3 separate regions of the Homo sapiens genome follow, and all the other regions are linked to region 3. A link is a loop called in an ENCODE intact Hi-C map of the cell type or tissue named here. Cell type or tissue: IMR-90. All regions are shown on one strand.

Region 1 (2,500 bases), 730 kb after region 3:
AGAGTGCACCAATTCTAACGCTTAGTACTCAAGTCATTAGCTCTTCTTAAAACCAAGTCTAAATGCAATTTAAGATAAAATACTCCTTTGTAGCAGTCCCTCCAAGCAGCAAAGTCACCTCAGAAGGAGACAATAAATATATAAATACAAACCAACACAAAAAGCAAAATTCAAAGAAGGAAAAAAATCATACTTTTGATCTGGGCATTTCCATTCAAGCTTTTCTGAAAGGTGAAAGAGGTGGGATAGTTTTTCTATTAGAAATGGCTATCAGAATTTTTCATGTTTGTCTTAGAGAAACTGAAATTGATTTATGTTTAATAAATAGCACGCAACACAATGCAAATACAGAAAAAATCTACAACACATTGTATGTAAATATCAACACGTTGTCAACTCCTCAATACATCTCCCAAGGAATTTGCACTCTGACTTATTTTCATGTTATTGGGAACGGATTACAATTGTTTTCCCGTGCATTTGAGAATGCTTGTGATCCCAGAAGATATACGTTAGAATCTTTACTTTGAGAAGATTTGGAATGACAATAGCTGTCATTCTCTCTTACTTTTAAGTATAGTTTTATGCATGATCTATAGATCTTAAAAAAATTCAAGAAGTTTTAAAATCCATAATTTATGTCTCAATTCTTACTCTATATATTCTTATATCAGCAGCCCTGGTATACCATAACATCTTTGACAAACCCTGGGTTCTGTTCACCTTATAAGGCATCTTCTCCAATGGAATGCAGCCAGCCCTGTGTATTTCATCAACCTTCAAAGATCAGTTCTGTTTCAGTGCAGGATGACTGTGTTTTGGCAAGAAGCAACGAAGTCTTGAGTGTGTGGAGGATTTAAAAATCAATCTAATCTTTCATAACAGCACCAATGGCCCTTTTAGTTTTAATGTCCCCAAATAATAAAGGATGGTTGTTGAACTGGATATAGCAGGCTTAGCAGATTGTTTTTCTAATTGGTGTTTTTTTCATCTTAACTTCAACCTTGGCATTTTCCTTCTGGATTTGAACACAGCATTTCCTCAAGTGGGCGCCAGAGGAACTTGAGAACCCCAGCCTTTGTGCACGGCTGTGCAACCTGGACTTTGTCGAGACAGGAGTGCATTACCATGACATTTAAGGAGGAGAACAAGCTGCTCTGAATTGTGTCAATCTCACTTGTGATCTATTTTTGAACAATGTACTAGAAAGATATTCCCGTTCACACAGAACTAGTGATTTACCCTCTGGTGGATTCTACCCCTCCAGCTACTTGGCGATAAATAAAGCCAGAGTGGAGAGAGAGTGTAAATAAAAATTAACTGTACCCAATTGGCTCCCCAATGCTTTCATTTATGCATGCTTGTTTGATGAGGTACTTTTCTATTTTTTTTTTTTTTTTGAGATGGAGTCTCACTCTGTCTCCCAGGCTGGAGTGCAGTGGTGCAATCTCGGCTCACTGCAAGCTCCGCCTCCCGGGTTCACGCCATTCTCCTGCCTCGGCCTCCCGAGTAGCTGGGACTACAGGCACCCGCCACCACGCCTGGCTAATTTTTTGTATTTTTTAATAGAGACGGAGTTTCACCGTGTTAGCCAGGATGGTCTCGGTCTCTTGACCTCGTGATCCACCCGCCTCGGCCTCCCAAAGTGCTGGGATTACAGGCGTGAGCCACCGCGCCTGACCTTGATGAGGTACTTTTCAAGTCTTCTTAATTGCCATATAAAATAAGGCCTCTGGTAATCAAAAGCCCTAAAAAAAATGTTGGGGGGGGGTTGTCCACCTTGGTTGGGGAGGGTTGTCCACCTTGGTTGGAGGGGGTTGTCCACCTTGGTTGTGGGGGGGTTGTCCACCTTGGTTGTGGGGGTTGTCCACTTTGGTTGTCTTCAAATTTTCCTTGTTGGTTTTTCACTTTCCAACTTCATTGCCATTTCAGTAACTCCTGGGGGTATATGGCACCCCGCAAACCTGGCGCTGCCATGGCCGGACAGAGAATCCAGGAGCTCTGATCCTCCCACCAATACCTACTGTGGTGTGGAAACTCTCCTGTCTCTTTTACTGAGCCAAGATAATGTTAGACAGCCTTCAAAGAAGTGCTTTAACAATTAAGAGAGCGAAAGAAATATATGTATAGAAAGAGAAAGAAACAGAGACAGACAAGCAGATACACACACACACAGAGGGAAAGAGAGAAAGCTGGAGGGGAGAGAATAGATAGGAAGAAATATAGAGAGATATATAAAGAGACAGAGAAATGGAGAGAGACAGATACATACAGAGAGAGATAGCAAGAGGGAATAGAAAGGGAGAAATGGAGAGAGAGGAATAGAGAGACAGAAAAATAGAGAGCAACAGATAGGGAGAGAAAAGCAAAATAGAACAGCAGTGCAGTAACACAGTATAAATTCCTAAAACAGTGTGTAGCCACACATTTATTTGGTCATCACTATGTACTGGTTTTTGGACGTCTGTCTCTTTATTCCCTTTGTCCTGAGTGGCTTGCT
Region 2 (2,500 bases), 250 kb after region 3:
GGAAAGATGAGTGGCCCTGGGGTTGTCCCCAAATCTCTGGACCAGCCCAAGCCTATGACTCCCTGCACAAGGGCACCTGCTCTCACTGCGCAAGGATCTCTGGACTTTCTCCTCCAAAGACCTGCTCCTGGAACACAGAGCCCCTCTTCTCCTTCGTATTGGGACCCGCCTGGCCTCACACTAGGAATGTCCCCTGGACAGCAGTTTGAAGGCCCTATGCTCGCTCACTGCACTAAGGATTCTTGAGCGATGGGCGACTTGGTCGACACACAACCCGGGCCCACTGTGCGGAATTGCGTCGAATAAGCTTCTCCCTGGGGCAGAGTCCCTGCCTGTCCTTGCCGCCCCCGTCCTGTTCTCGTCCCTCTATCCTCCAACCCTCCCCAAGGCCCTTTCTCCCCCTACTTCAAGGATGGGGCCCTTTTCCGAGCACTTTGCTCATTGCAAAACATAACCAAATTAAACAAAACAAAGCCCATTTTGGTTTGGGCCTCTAATGTTCTCCTAAATGCTCTCTGATTTTCCATTTGAACCCTAATTTTTCTCAGCCTATTTCTGCAATAAATTATCACTGTGTTTTGAGAAAGTGATAGATTTTGAACCCTTTGGCCCATATTCTTTAATGAATCCTCTTTTAGATTGTAGAGTTTCATCTGAGCTTCCCAATCTTAACTCCTCACTCCCCGCCTCACCCCATAGGGAAGTTAGAAGGATCCGAAGAAGTGGGTTCCTATCAGAGTCTGGCGTCTCCACTGTGGACATGCCACTTAACATCACCTGACCTCTGGATGAATCAAGTCAGTCAGCTTAGCAGGCTCTAAAGCCCCTTTAATTCAAAAACTTGGAGCCTGTATTTTCTTTTCCTTAGATGCCCATGATTTTTTTTAAAAATAGGGATTCTAGTTTTCCATCCAAGACCCTTGCACACTTCAGTACACTTAGTGTGGGGTTCACTTTCCAGACCCGGTCTCCAGGTGCTGTCTGCTTCTCCAGTCATGTTAGCCTGAAACGGCGACTGATTCATGTGCACACTTCGGCTCCCCAGGCCAGAATGCTGTCACTCTGGGGAGGAATTATGGTTTCACTTTTTGCTTCATTCCTGCTGTAGAGAACAGGCACCCATCAAAGTCCAGAGTAAACAGACACTGTTTCACGTGCAGCAGATGGAAGTCTTTATCCATGATTACTTTTGTCCTATGTCTTTCATGTCCCCCTGTTTTTTTGACGCCTCCCACTTTTCCCTTTTAAATACTCTGGGTGATGGTTAAAAGCAAGATGACTGCTGGTTTATTCGTCACACCGGAAGCAAGAAAAAGTTACATGCAGGCAAAGGAGCTGGATGCAGGATCTCATCTGAAGGACAAGATCACTTAGCCATGCACGGGCAAGAAAGAACTGAATGTTTCTGAATAGAGGAAACGTTAGTCCCGGATTTCAACCGAGAGAAGGAATGCTGAGAGTTCTTGACAGCGAGGGCTTCGGCAGGGGTGACACGCCTTTGATTTAGAATGGTTAGCACATACCCACATGCACACATGACCTGCCTTAGTTTCAGGATATGGAAACTTCTGAACAGAATTGTGGGTACAGCTGCATTTACACATATTTACTGGGCACTTATCACATATAGCAAAATATCCTGAAGAGTAAATTACAATCCTCTCCCATCTTGAAGGCACTTATGAAATTCTGTCTGTATTTACTCTTTCTTTAGGGTTAGTGAGCAGCAATGTGTTGCTGATAATTCTAATGTTGCTCCTGGAAATGTGTTATTTTAAGAGATTCACATCCTCCATGTGGGGTTGGAAACATCTGTTCAGAACAGAACGTATCAGTTAAGATTATATTTTGCTCCTCCCAGTTTGAGTCCAGATGGTTACATCTACGCGCTATGTACTACAAGTTTCAATTATCTACTGTAATTTTATTTCTTTTATTTTGTATGTCTAATGAAGCTAATATTTAAAATAACTCCTAATATATTTCTAATGTGCTAAAAGCTAAAGGTCCTTAAGTGTGTGTGTATGTGTGTGTGTGTCTGTTAAAATGTTGTAAGATTACTAGATGCTAAGAATGCCATTTTTAGGCCAGGCGCGGTGGCTCACTCCTATAATCCCAGCACTTTGGGAGGCCTAGGCAAGCGGATCACTTGAGATCAGGAGTTCAAGACTAGTCCGGCCAACATGGTGACACCTGATCTCTACTAAAAATACAAAAATTAGTGGGGTGTGGTGGTGCACGCCTGTGATCCCAGCTACTCTGGAGGCTGAGGTAGGAGAATCGCTTGAACCTGGGAGGAGGAAGTTGCAGTGAGTTGAGATTTTGCCACTGCACTCCAGCCTGGATGATAGAGACACTGTCTCTAAAATAATTAAATAAATGAATGAATGAATAAATAAATACATATTTGTAAAATGCTGTAAGATTACTGTTAAAACGTGTATAAAGCATATTATTAAAGGAAAGGTAAACATTCCCTCCGAGTGGATTTTCTAAATCC
Region 3 (2,500 bases):
CTGACCCGCAGACGGAAAGGGGAAATTCAACAACACACACAGTGGTGGGATGCAAGGCCAGGGACCCAGTGGCTTCTGGCATCGGTAACACACAACAACTGGCAGCCTCAGAGAGACAACAGCAGCTCTCTCCTGACCCAGTCTCAGGCCTCCCACTGCTGTCCAAGGGACACAGCTTCAGCCAAGCCCATGGTGCTGTCATCAAAGTTAACGTGGAAGAACGACCACGACTCAGACCAGCAAAATGCTTGCGGGATGAGGTGTCAGCCTGCCGGACCCACAGCCCCGGCAAAGGCAGAGCTATTGCTTTCTTCATGGCAACTGTTTCTCCCAAACACACTTCTGTTCCATCCTCACTTCCCTATGGAATGTGCCTCTGCAGTTTCCTCAGGGACGTTCTACCTTTCTACAAAGCTGAAGTTACGAGCTTCTGGAAAGCCCCAGTACAGGGCCCCGGAATCATTCTCTAAATGGCAATTGAACAACTGGGTTCACTTCATTCCTTGGTCAAATCATAAATATGAATTTACTACAAGTGCTACCTGAGAAAACAAAGTTGTCAAGCCAATCTCAGGGTATGTTGAGACAGGCCTGGGCCTGGATATTGGGCCACCCGGATCTCAATCTCAGCTGTCACCAAGCCTGTCTGGGACTGACTCTCAGCAATTTGCTCTCCTACTGATAAGAGAAGAGCCTGCATCACGTGATCACTAAGACCCTTCCCAGTTCTAAATGTTCTGTGATTCCTCACCAATTATCCTAGAACATGTCAAGGTATTTTTAAATAGCACTTTCACCTAGGTATGGCATTTCATTAAGAAACTGTTTCAAGCGGTATCAGAAACAAAGGCTGCATGAGACACGGAGAAGTTCTCAGGAAACACTCGCTGATCAATGCTGCTGCTTACAGAGCAGGCCGGTCCCACTCGGGCCTCGGGCCGTCAGCATCAAACCCACACACTCCACGCTGCCCAGCAACCCTCTGTCCTGACCCTTGAGTTTCATTTAGGAAACCCCAGGGCCGCTCGAGGTAGCCTCGTGCGAGTGCACTGGTGAAGGGGCAGTGGCCTCGGATCCCCAGCACTACTAAGGGGTGGGGGGTGGAGGTTTGGGTGTCCGTGGAGAAAAGGATCTAGTCTCTTGTTTGTTTAATCTGAAAATTGTTACACATTTATCCAACTCAAAAGTCCAGTCTTTAGGATTCTACTCTGAACTCCAAAAAGACCTAATGCTTTGGTGGAAAACATCTGAGGAAGTGAGGATTTGTCTGCCCTGACCACATCCTGTGCAGCCAGGCCCGGCTCCCTCCAGGGCTGGTGCAATGCAGTGGCGCCCACCAGCGGCCGCCCTCCGGGGCCCGCGTGGGCACTGACCTGTGTGCGTCCGCTGGTGTGCTTTCAAGTGGGAGCTTTTGGTGTAAACTTTCCTGCAGCCGTTAAAGTGGCACCGGTGCACCCTCCTCCTGCCGTCGGGGGAGGCATCGCCATTTCCCTTGTCACCTGGCTTCCCCGAAGTCCCGCTGCGCACCTTCCCTGGCGAGGGCAGCTCCCCGGGCACGCAACCCCACAGTTGAGAAGGTTCCCTGCTCAGTTCCGGAGAAGATGGAGGCGTGGAGGTGACAGAGGAGCTCAATTTTCCCGAGCTGACCAAAACTTCGCCAATGGGGTCGGAGGTAAACTTGGCCGTGGGAGAAAGTTCCTCGGAGCTGTCAGAGGATTCGCTGCTGACATCTGAGTTCAGGCTGTTGGTCTCTAAGTTGTAACAAAAGCTCGGGCTGATGAGAGTGTCCTCTGGAGGACTGGAAGATATCTTCAGTTCGGATTCCTCCTTTTTCTCCCGAGCCAGAATGATTTTGGTCCACAGATCTTCCTGGCTGTCAAATTTGATTTCTGAGGCTGAAACATAGCAGGGCTCGCTCTGGAGGTAACGTTCCAGCTCTAGGCAGGTCTGTGCAAAATGAACCAGAGAAGGCACGTGATTGCCATGACGACCAAAAGTAAAAGCAAAAGCAATTTCCAAAAACATGCAAGAATGAAGGACAGATAACATTGCTGCCCGGTCACTACAGGGGCAAAACCTTTTGTAATTAAGCATCCGTGTCCTTACGGAAGTTAGAGGAAATCTGTTTCTAGAATGGTAAGAATTCAGAGGAAAAGTCGGAGGGTGAAACCTCTCCTGGCTTTCCCAATGTTGGGCCAAGGGCCACAATGAGTGATGATCACTAAGCCGGTTTTTTTGTTGTAGTTACCAGTGTTGATGTTTCTCATGAAACCAGAGGAAGAGAACCGGCCCCATACACATACTCCTCCCCAACAGGTTCAACCAGATTATCTGACATTGTCAAGAACCATGTGTTTTAAGGAAAGCCCCAGCCATCCACCCTTCACACTCCACAGATACCCACACAGGACAGAAAGACTGCACGGCACACAGCGTGTTCTGAGGGACCCCCTTGGGGACACGGCTGACAACACAGGGCCACACTCGGGGGAGAGGAGAC

The links. A loop is a pair of places that touch in the nucleus more often than their neighbours do. Peaks named below come from ENCODE experiments on the same cell type or tissue, not always from the same donor. Only the 100,000 strongest peaks of a DNase experiment are listed, where the experiment ranks them.
Region 1: a loop joins it to region 3, with 5 times the contacts of the local background. A loop is called at or near these places in 11 of 110 quality-filtered maps.
Region 2: it touches region 3 in a loop (2.6-fold over the local background); 6 of 110 quality-filtered maps call a loop at or near these places.

Annotation. Positions count from the first base shown.
Region 1 is chr10:4,511,964-4,514,463 of GRCh38, forward strand. No RefSeq gene overlaps it. Among named protein-coding and RNA genes, the nearest start is that of LINC00703, 130 kb to the left of the region's middle. In IMR-90, a CTCF peak has its summit at 1,036; DNase peaks (open chromatin) are centred at 778 and 1,068.
Region 2 is chr10:4,033,950-4,036,449 of GRCh38, forward strand. The region is part of intron 2 of LOC107984195 (a long non-coding RNA gene); the gene reads left to right. Among named protein-coding and RNA genes, the nearest start is that of MIR6078, 44 kb to the left of the region's middle. In IMR-90, no CTCF peak of the experiment used is centred here; no DNase peak of the experiment used is centred here; H3K4me3 peaks cover 418 bases; H3K27ac peaks cover 632 bases.
Region 3 is chr10:3,780,268-3,782,767 of GRCh38, forward strand. KLF6 (KLF transcription factor 6) reads right to left here. Exons shown (of 4, transcript NM_001300.6): 2 at 1,374-1,947. Among named protein-coding and RNA genes, the nearest start is that of KLF6, 3.7 kb to the right of the region's middle. RefSeq lists an enhancer at 1,147-1,982. In IMR-90, a CTCF peak has its summit at 1,342; DNase peaks (open chromatin) are centred at 254 and 2,284; H3K4me3 peaks cover 2,500 bases; H3K27ac peaks cover 2,500 bases.